Regions from separate parts of the Homo sapiens genome. Here all the other regions are linked to region 3. The links are chromatin contacts, found by Hi-C or POLR2A ChIA-PET in ENCODE. All regions are on one chromosome and are shown on one strand. The core of a region is the stretch at or near the end of the contact, and the rest is flanking DNA. Distances in the headings are between cores, read along the strand shown. Region 1 holds the start of TOR1B (torsin family 1 member B). Region 2 holds the start of FUBP3 (far upstream element binding protein 3). Region 3 holds the start of ZER1 (zyg-11 related cell cycle regulator).

Region 1 (3,323 bases), core at 69-2,568, 1.0 Mb before region 3:
TGTAGGAGAGCTTTGTAACTACCTGGACTAAGTGTGCCTTAACTCAGTGGAGCCGGGGGCTACAGCAACACAAAGGAAAGAGAAGCAGAGGCCAGAGTTAGTGAGCAGGTCACCCGGACCAGTCCGACTGGCCTGCAGACGAGATAATAGCGGGTTCTCTTGCCTGGTACAGTTTTATCTTCTGCTCATGAGGGAAGTGCAGAGTCGATACAAACAGGTGGACAAAGTTACTCTTCAGACCTTTTGGGTGAAGATTTTCAGCCACAATTTGACTGACAAAATTCTTGCCTGTGCCAGCCCAGCCGTGTAAGGAAAGGGTCAGTGGTTTCTTGGGATTTTTGTTGTTCCTGAAGCCAGTCAGCGCCTTGAAAATCACTTCCGTGGCTAGATGCTGTCCAAACAGCTTCTCCTCCAAATCCAGCTTGAGAGCTGCAAGAACAGCCCCAGAACAAAGAGAGAAACAGACCTTAAAAATGCATCAGCAACGCAGCACTTTCTTAGCTGGCCAAAGCAAGAAGCACAGATTATCCAGGGACACAGCAGGGTGTCTGCCACACCCTAGGGCCGAGGCAGTCAAACGATGCCACTTTCAAGATTATGTGGAGGTCCTTAACGCTTCGGGGTCTGATAAGGAAGCTAAATGTTCATTCATTCAGAGATGAACCATCGCTTGACTGAGCGCTTGCTAATCCCAGCCACCCTTGCTGACCTGCAGGAAAACCAGGGGCCAAATGTGGGCTTTCTGGGCGACGCAGCACGTCTGAAAACTACTTAATAGGGTTGGCAGGGCGCAGAAGGGCCGCCCGCCTACTTTCCGTTTCTTCCACCTGTGATCCCAAGGAACGGGAGCTTTAGAAAGGCGCTGGGGCAGCCCCACGATCTGGAGACTGTTTGCGAAGGCACCGCTTCTGCGTTCCCGCGAACGGTTCCGGGGCCGCCCCATCCGCTCCCCGCCCACCCCAGCTGGGACCACCGCCGTCTAGATGCCACGGGCCCGGTCCGTGCCAGGCGCCCACGAGGCCGTCCCTCCGCGCCCCCGCGCCCCCGCGCCCCCCGCAGCGCCGACCCACAGCTCGCGCGCGCGCCGTACCCGAAGCGTTGAGCGGCCGCTCCTCGCGGCAGCACTCGGCGAAGCGGCAGTAGATGTCATTGTAGGACAGGTAGCCGGTGATGGCCGACGCGGCCCCGATGGCTAGGCCCACGGTGATGGGCTCGAACGCCGCCACCACTCGGGCCGCCAGCAGCAGCGCCAGCGCCGCCGCGCCCCGGAGCCACCCAGCCCGCAACATCCCGCTCCTCGAAGCCCGCAGAAGCCACTGAGCCAGGCGCCCCGCGGCCAAGCGGCAGGACGGACTTCCTCTCGTGCGTCACTTCCGCCCCGCAGACCCGCCCACTCCCTTGGGGGCGGCCATGTTGGTGAGGGGCGGAGAGGAGGGCGGTGCCATCGTTCTTGGGAGTGGTCCGAAGGTGTAGGAGACTGTTTTGTTTCCCTTTTCTTTTAAAAAAATTTTTTCGGGCCGGGCGCGGTGGCTCACGCCTGTAATCCCAGGACTTTGGGAGGCCGAGCCGAGATCACGCCATTGCACTCCAGCCTGGGCAACAAGAGTGAAAAAATATCTAAAAAAAAAAAAAAAAATTTTTTTTTTTTGGCCGGGCGCCGTGGCTCACGCCTGTAATCCCAGCACTTTGGGAAGCTGAAGCGGGCGGATCACCTGATGTCAGGAGTTCGAGACCAGCCTGCTCAACGTGGCGAAACCCCGTCTCTACTAAAAATACAAAAAATTAGATGGGTGTGGTGGCGGGCGCCTGTAATCCCAGCTACTCGGGAGGTTGAGGCAGGAGAATCTCTTGAACCCAGGAGGCGGAGGTTGCAGTTAGCCGAGATCGTGCCACTGCACTCCAGCCTGGGCGACAAGAGCGAAACTGTCTCAAAAAAAAAAAAAAAGGCTGGCCGGGCGCGGCGGCTCACGCCTGTAATCCCAGCACTTTGGGAGGCCGAGGCAGGCGGATCACGAGGTCAGGAGATCAAGACCATCCTGGCTAACACAGTGAAATCCCATCACTACGAAAAATAGAAAAAATCAGCCGGGCATGGTGGCGGGCGCCTGTAGTCCCAGCTACTCGGGAGGCTGAGGCAGGAGAATGGCGTGAACCTGGGAGGCGGAGCTTGCAGTGAGCCGAGATCGTGCCACTGCACTCCAGCCTGGACGACAGAGCGAGACTCCGTCTCAAAAAAAACAAAAAAAAGCCAAAAAAAATTTTTTTAAACTTTCTTATATTTTTTTCTTATCTGATATGTATATTGGGGACAGGGTCTGGCTCTGTCGCCCCGGCTGGAGCGCAGTGGCAGGATCTCGGCTCGCTGCAAACTCTTCCTCCCAGGTTCAAGCGATTCTCCCATCTCAGCTGCTGGAGTAGCTGGGATTATAGGTGCCCGCCAACACGCCCAGCCAACTTTTGTGTTTTTAGTAGAGACGGGGTTTCGCCATGTGGCCCAAGCTGGTCTCGAACTCCTGACCTCAAGCGATCTACCTGCCTCCGTCTTCCAAAGCCTGGGGTTACAGGAGTGGGCTTATGGCTGGATTTGTTTTCTTCAGAGCTTCTCGGAGCCCTCAAGCTTTGCTTTGTTATCCCTCCCTTCACTTCGCCGGAGGTATAATGTGCGTTTCTTGGGTCGGCCCACCCGCCTGCCTTCTTCCTGAAACAGTTGCGAACTCTCCGTGCTGCGCCCTAGACTGAGCACTGGGGATGCAGCGGCCCCAAGACAGACCTGCCCAGGCTTCCACACTGAAATCCCGAGGTCCATTCTTTCATTCAGCACGCTAGGTGGCAGGCCCCTTGCTGGATGCCAGGAACGACAGCAGAGGAGGGGACGGAGTTGGCCCCTGCCCTCTCAGAGCTGACGGTCTATGGGGGAGGCCGACAAAGGGGTGAGACTCAATGCTGAGTGGGCAGAGAAGTATCGGACAGTGGTACAGGGAAGGCTTTTGTCTAAGCTGGGCACTGAGGGAGTTAGGCCAGGCAAAAAATGAGTAGAGTGTTTTAGGCAGAAAACAACAGTCAGTTTGGAGAACTGAAAGGATTCCACATGGCGGAAGGTGGTGAGAGATAGGGATGAAGAATCAGGCAGAGACTGGAAGGTGAAGTCCTTGCGAATGTTGTAAGGAGTTTGGCCTCTGTTCTGGGGGGTAATAGGGAGCCACAGAGGGTTTTACACAGGAAGCAACATGGTCAGATCAGAGATCATTCTGGCTGCTGGGTTCACAAGAAATGGAAGGCAGAGAGCCAGTGAAGAGGCTGTTGCCGTGGTCCAGGTAACTAGT
Region 2 (3,341 bases), core at 306-2,805, 1.8 Mb before region 3:
CTTCCCGGACATAGAAGGCCAACAAGGTGACTGTCACACATCAGCACAGAGCGAAAGCCATTACATATTAGTAGCCAGTGAGAAACAAGGTTCAGGACCCTGTACTGTAGAGGAGAGCACTGTAACACGCCAGCAAGCAGAGTGGTGGAAGGGGAGCTGGGTGGCATGTTCATCCATTACAGCCATGGGTGGATCTGAAGTCTAAGTAAGATGGATACTCACTACTGTACTGGTTGGCAGCTAGGCAGTAAAGTAACAATTCATCAGATAAAATTTTAGGTGGAACCACAGGTTTGGAAAGTTCTGGGATCCAATATAATGTCTATAGGAGCATCAATATATAACATGAAAAGTCAGTTATCAGGGAAACAGGTAGGGTTCCCTCCCCTGGAATACTGGAAAGAGATGTAAAGACCATATCTTCAAGCGCCCGAGTGAAGACCTTCTTCTAATACAATGACTCCTGTGGCTTTCTGTTAGGAATCAAGCAGTAATTAGTTATAGCCCAACTTTTAAAGTATCAGTGCGCTTACAATTACATAAGAAGAGAGGAGGACATAAGACACTTAACCGAGGAAGCTGAAGTGTTAGGGCTGACTTGTAAGTAAGTTTTAGATACAAATGAAGAACACGTTCTGTTCTAAGTACCATGCCAGAAGCCAGTAAGTATTTTTGGCAGGTCCCATATTCACTCTCTGGGGAAGCCTGGAGCCTTCTAAAACCCAGTTAATTTAACTTTGATTAAATGCACGACATTGTCAGACAGTAAAGTTTCAATGTCGGAATGAGGCCATATCATTCTCCCCAGTAGAGGCAAGCTTGCCATGAGAAATTTCTACATCTTGGGGACCACCCCCACACATGTAACACCTCCCTCTCTCACCTCTCCAAAGAGCACCCTCACATATAAGATGCCCTCGAGTTCCTTCTACTCAACAGAAAGTCTAAAGACGATGTTCCCCAAGTTTTAACAAGCTACTGGGCGTCAGACAGCTGCTTTATGTCTACACCCAGATCCTCCCCGTGGGCTTCCCGGACCCCTCCCCTCGCGAGGTTCAGAACCCCGCGCTAGCTACACTGTGGGTCCAGGCTGGCCGCTGGGGCACGATGGGGCCAGACGCTCTAAGCAAACCCTTTCCCAGCGACTTCAGGCACCTGGGAGACCCGCCCGACAGGCCGGGCCTGGGCCTCGCAGTGGCGCCTTATCCCCCCGGCTCCTCCCGGCTGTAGGAACTCCACGGAACGGCCCGGCCCGGCTGAGACGTCGGTTCAGGCTGCCTCCCGCCCCCCAGGCCCGAACCCCTCTTCCCCGCCCGCCAGGCCCCGCCTCGGGATCTCGTGCTCCTGCCAGCCGGCTGCGCCCGTACCTGCCGGACCCGGTGCAGGGCATCCACGAAGCCCTCGGCCTTCATCCCCACAGGAGCGCTCTGCCCCTGCACCAGCTCCGCCATTACCGCCCCCGCCGCCGTCGCCGCCGCCGCCGACGCCGCCGACGCCGCCGCTCGGCTCCCCGGTCCGGCCTCCCGCTCCGCTTGGGGACCCGTAGCCGGAAAAGGAAAGTCGCCCTACTTCCGGCGGAAGGGAAAGCCGGGACGCTCGCAGCTGGAGGAGTCGCGTCTGCGGGGCGGGGTCAGGGCACGTGACCTTCGACCGATCGGAAGTGGGGGCGGGACGGCAGCGCCGGGGTGGGCTCAGATCGCCAGGCAGCCGTGGGTCTCCAGGGTCCGGTCGCGACCCTTCCCTTCCCGGGCGGGATTTGGTCCAGGACCGTCGATGGCGTCTTGACAGGTCCCCGAGGCTTGGATGTGGTCCCGAGGTGTCCGCTGTCGGCCGTTTGGAATCTCAGAGGGACTGACGTGGCTCTCCCAAGACGGCACCCCGAACAGTCGTGGTTCATCAAAAGCCTGGTCCTGGGTAGCCCCTCCCTGAAATGGCTGTTGGTTGGGAATTTGGGGGCTGAGCGCTTTGAAAGGGCATTGGGACAGCATCACAGAATGTCAGTGTCCCACATTTGCGAGGAGTCCCGGGCCCCAGTTCTTACACTGCAGTTTGCATGAGGATGGGCCACCGCCACTTCCGCCTGGGGTTGTCTGGTGATGCCCCCAGGAGAGACGCGCCCACTGAAAAGCCAGCGTGGTGTCCTCTTACACGGTCCTTAACAAACTCTGGGACTCTGGGGGTGCAGGAAATACCACAGGACCGTCATTACTCCCATACCGGCTGAGTCACAACTGTATTGCAGGAGGCTTCTTGGAACGCCTATGTAACTTTAATGGAAGTGACCAGGTACAGATCTTCTACAGCAAGGAAGGAATCTTAGTGCTAGAATTCAGTTGAGCCTTTGAGTTGGCTCTTCTTATAAGTGAGCAAACAAGTAACAAGGTTTAGGGGGCGCCCATTTTTGTGTTAGCACGATTGCCCTCGTGTTTAATATTTCCCAAGCCCTATTATGATAAGGAGTTGGACTTAATGAAGAACCATGTTGTCAAACATCTTATGCCCATCTTGAAGTTGTGAAGGAGGATGAGCACCAAGAAAAGGAAATAAATAAAATCCAATACGGGCCGGGTGCGGTAGCTCACGCCTGTAATCTTAGCAGTTTGGGAGGCCAAGGCAGGCAGAACTCTTGAGCCCAGAAATTCAAGACCAGCCTAGGCAGCATAGTGAGACCCCGTCTCTACAAAAAATATAATTAGCTGGGCGTGGTGGCAAACACCTGTAGTCCCAGCTACTTGGGAGGCTGGAGTGGGAGGATCACCTGAGCCCTGGAGGTCAAGGCTGCAGTGAGCTATGATCACGCCACTGCAGTACAGCGTGGGTGACAGAGCAAGACCCTTTCTTGGGGAAAAAAGTCCCATATAACTTTCCTTGATGACCCCACCCTCACCCCTCACTGTGTCATTATGCCAAGAGAGCTTTGGGCATTCTAAAGAAGTATGAGGAATACTTGACCAATAACCAAAGTATAGTTATTTATTTGTTAATGACTTCTTTCCTAGACTGTGAGTTACTTTAGAGCAGAGACTTATTTTTCCCTGTATCCCTAGGGTGTGGCACATAGTAGGTGCTTAGTAAACTTATTTTGCATTCAATAATGCCAAGTAGAATAATTCATAGATTATGGCAAAATAAAAGAATTTGGCAAAATTGCAAGATTGAAGATTGCTTTCAGAAAAAATGTTCCAACCCCTGTTCAAAAGTACATAGCTTGCTGTGTTGTTGAAGTGCCAGCACGAGGAGGACCATGCCAACACATCCATTTATTGCCCATTCTGGGTGTGTTGAGCGTTTTAAGTTTGCTATGCTTGTAAAAATCAAGGAATGGCAATGGTATCAACTTT
Region 3 (3,581 bases), core at 501-3,000:
TAGAGACGGGGTTTCACCATGTTGGCCAGGCTGGTCTCAAACTCTTGACCTCGTGATCTGCCTGCCTTGGCCTTCCAAAGTGCTGATATAACAGGCTTGAGCCACGACGCCTGGCCCAAGCAATGTATTAATATGAGAGTTCCCATCTAGCCATATCCTCGTCAACATTTGTTATTGTCTCTCTGATGATGTCCATCTTAAGGAGCATAAAACCGTACCTCCCCACCTCCTGGGCTCAAGCAATCCTCCAACTTCAGCCTCCCGAGTAGCTGGGACTACAGATGCGCACCACCATGCCCTGCTAATTTTTGTAGAAATGGGGTCTCCCTATGTTGCCCAGGCTGATCTCCAACTCCTGGGCTCAAGCCTCAGCCTCGACAACCCCATCTGCTGAGATTATAGGTTGTGAGTCACTGTGCCAAGCCCAACAGCTTTTTTAAGGATTCAAGACTGTACGAACATAGTTGTAGCTGGTCAAAGATTAAAAGGTGCTATGCAAGAAAAAAGAAATCCACAAAATTAGTTCTTGGAATGGAACTGAGGCACCTGTCAAGAAAGGGTTCCTCAAGAAAGGAGCATCTAGCTAGGGTGTGGTAGCTCACGCCTGTAATCCCAGCACTTTGGGAGGCTGAGGTGGGCGCATCACCTGAGGTCAAGAGTTTGAGACCAGCCTGCCCAACATGGCGAAACCCCATCTCTACTAAAAATACAAAAATTAGCCAGACGTGATAGTAGGCGCCTGTAATCCCAGCTACTTGGAGGCTGAGGCAGGAGAATTGCTTGAACCCGGGGAGTCTGCAGTGAGCTGAGGGCCATTGCCCGCCAGCCTGGGCAACAAGAGAGAGAAACTCCGTCTCTCAAAAAAAAAAAAAAAAAAGAGAAATCCAGAGAAGAAATGATGGTGTTTTGAGATGGAGTCTTCCTCTGTCGCCCAGGCTGGAGTGCAGTGGTGCGATCTCAGCTTACTGCAAGCTCTGCCTCCTGGGTTCAAACGATTCTCCTGCTTCAGTCTCCTGAGTAGCTGGGATTAGAGGCGCGCACCACCACGCTCGGCTAATTTTTGTATTTTTAGTAAAGACGGCGTTTCACCATGTTGGCCAGGCTGGTCTCGAACTCTTGACCTCAGGTGATCCGCGTGCCTCGGCCTCCCAAAGTGCTGGGATTACAGGCGTGAGCCACTGCGCTCGGCCAGAAGGAACTGGTTTGACAGGATCCTTAGGACTTGGAGACTGGACGAGGGGCCCAGGAAAATGTAGGGGCCGAGGTCGCCGCCCAATTTCCCATTTGGAAGCTCGGTTGCCTGGTGGCGCATGCCCTAGATGGAGGTTAGGAGCACCTTTTGGGGGACGGTGATGACTGCGGGTTGACACGCGAGTGTGAGCCACCCGTGGAGAACGCAAGACATGTTCAACAGGGCGCTGGATGGAGGGGGCTGGCGCCCAGAGTCAGTCCTGCTATTCAGCAGTGTTGGGCTCAGGTGAACCGCAGCGCCAGGGCGGGCACCGATCCTAGGGTCCCACGAACAGGCCCCTCGGAGGCCAGGGAGAGCCCTGAATGACGCGTTCTCTCGGGTGGCCTGGGGGGGGCATCCCGCGGCTTCCTCCACCGGCGTAACGTGCCGGGCCCGGGGAAAGGAGCCGCCCGCCGGTCCCCGGAACCTTCTGCCGCCGCCGCCCGCGTTAGCCGCGGGACGGGTCGGGGGAACCCGATCGCTGTTGCTAAGGGGCGGCCCCGGAAGTGACGCGCCCCGGGTTTGTTGACAGCGGAGGCGGCGGCGGCTGCAGGCTCCGAGCCGTAGGAGCCGGATCGGGGGAGGGGCCGGGCCCAGGAGCCTCAGCCCCGCCGGCAGCCCTAAGGGCAAGGTAACCGCCACGGGGTCCCCGTCGCGACCCCCTCCCTCCCGGAGCTCCCGTCCCCGGGATCCCAAGCTCCGCCCCGCCGACCCCCGTCTCCCCTGGACCCCGGCTCTAGCCTGACGAGATCCCCAACCTCCTGAGGTGCTCTGGCCCCGGATTCTCCCGGGCTGCATTCTCTGCTCCTCCTCGCCTGCGAAGCATCACGTCCGCTTCCCGACGCTGAGGGCAGCCCCGTCCAGGGTAGGTCCCGGACCCCGGGCCAAGGGACGTACCTGCGTCCTCCTCCTTCGCCTCCTGCCTACGGGGCCTAAGCATCGCCGCTGCAACCACTCTCTGAGGTCCATCTCCGCCAGTGGTGGGAGGGTTCCTTTCTCTATCCCTGCCGCCAGGTCTGAGAATCGTGTCTTTAAAACTGAGCTCCCTTCCTCCAGAAAGAAAATGACGCTCTGTCGTTTGCCCCTACAAGATGGGGGATCGGTGTAGGGCTGAAAGGGCCACCCTCTGCCCCTCCTACCTGTTGGATGAGCTTAAGTTCCCCCAGAGAAGTGCTTAGAAGCTCAAGGACGACTTGGATTCTGGATCAGCTCCCAAAAGGGATGACACAAAGTATAGGGAAATCCAACAGGGTGAGGTTGCAACCGGAGGGCCAAGGGAGCCCGACAGGTGAGTTGATAGTGAAACTGACTGTGCTGGCCACTATAGCTCTCTGGGTGGAACTTGTCTTGGCTGCTCTTTGACCGAAAGAGCCCAAGATTTCCAGTCTTTGCCTGTGTTTGTCAGTCCATTCGTTTTGTTTTGTTTTGTTTTTCTTTAAATAGAGATGGGGTCTCACTATGTTACCCAAGCTGGTCTCGAACTCCTGGGCTCAAGTGATCCGCCCGCTCCAGCCTCCAAAAGTGCTGGAAATACAGGCATGAGCCACCGCGCTCAGCTAGTGCATTTGATTTTTAAGGGGGAGGGGAATGGAATGTCTGATGTCTTGGGAAAATCCTTCCATATATGATCTTTCACAGAATGTTTCTCTTCAGACTTCAAACTGGTTAGGATGAGCATAAAAGCATAGCCTTGAAAAGGGTCACGGGAGGCTATACTTAGAGCAGAAAGTGGTGGCCAGGGGTGAAGGGCCTCGCTACTTTGGTTCATTTGTTCATTCAGCAAATAATAAACATGATATGTAAGGAGGTAATAAGTGGTTTGGAGAAAAATAGAGAAGGAAGGACCATGGGGAAGGAGTTGGGAGTTGTCATTTTATAGAGGGTGTTCAGGGAAGGTCTCTAGTAAGGTGACCTTTGAGCAGAGATAAGTGAGGGAGCAAGCCAGGTAGTTCTCTTGTGGCAGAGCATTCCGCAGCAAATGCAAAGGTCCTGTGGTCATATGCCTGGTGATTTGAAGAAACAGCATAAGGGCTCACGCTTGTAATCCCAGCACTTTGGGAGGCTGAGGCAGCCGGATCACCTGAGGTCAGGAGTTCAAGACCAGCCTGGCCGACATGGTGAAACCCCATCTCTACTAAAAGTACCAAAAAAAAAATTAGCTGGCCGTGGTGGCTCATGTCTGTAATCCAAGTTACTCAGGAGGCTGAGGCAGGAGAATTATTTGAACCTGAGAGGTGGAGGTTGCAGTGAGCCGAGATTGTGCCCATTGCATTCCAGCCTGGGTGACAAGAGTGAGACTCTGTCTCAAAAAAAAGAAAGAAACAGTGGGAGGATGGGGGACTGGAGCAGG

The links. A loop is a pair of places that touch in the nucleus more often than their neighbours do. ChIA-PET counts read pairs that join two places held with the same protein, here RNA polymerase II (POLR2A). Pooled maps may share reads with other maps.
Region 1: a loop to region 3 is called in a pooled map, with 8 times the contacts of the local background. The contact joins the promoter of TOR1B here to the promoter of ZER1 in region 3. A Hi-C loop is called at or near these places in 8 of 50 pooled maps.
Region 2: a pooled map shows a loop between it and region 3 (26-fold over the local background). The contact joins the promoter of FUBP3 here to the promoter of ZER1 in region 3. A Hi-C loop is called at or near these places in 5 of 50 pooled maps. POLR2A ChIA-PET finds 5 or more read pairs at or near these places in 2 of 52 experiments (HEK293 and activated B cell).

The regions. Positions count from the first base shown.
Region 1 is chr9:129,801,179-129,804,501 of GRCh38, reverse strand. TOR1B (torsin family 1 member B) reads right to left here and starts at 1,318. Exons shown (of 5, transcript NM_014506.3): 1 at 1,091-1,318; 2 at 164-429. The coding sequence starts at 1,289. RefSeq lists silencers at 929-1,048, 1,109-1,238.
Region 2 is chr9:130,577,791-130,581,131 of GRCh38, reverse strand. It overlaps FUBP3 (far upstream element binding protein 3), which reads right to left and starts at 1,555. Exons shown (of 19, transcript NM_003934.2): 1 at 1,368-1,555. The coding sequence starts at 1,451. It overlaps LOC100272217 (a long non-coding RNA gene), which reads left to right and starts at 1,638. Exons shown (of 1, transcript NR_027440.1): 1 at 1,638-3,341. It overlaps LOC124902286 (a long non-coding RNA gene), which reads right to left and starts at 1,292. Exons shown (of 2, transcript XR_007061818.1): 1 at 884-1,292; 2 at 1-473. RefSeq lists a silencer at 1,238-1,607.
Region 3 is chr9:128,770,096-128,773,676 of GRCh38, reverse strand. It overlaps ZER1 (zyg-11 related cell cycle regulator), which reads left to right and starts at 1,750. Exons shown (of 16, transcript NM_006336.4): 1 at 1,750-2,096. It overlaps LOC124902282 (a long non-coding RNA gene), which reads right to left and starts at 2,343. Exons shown (of 2, transcript XR_007061804.1): 1 at 2,129-2,343. RefSeq lists enhancers at 659-1,385, 2,114-2,163 and a silencer at 1,454-1,923.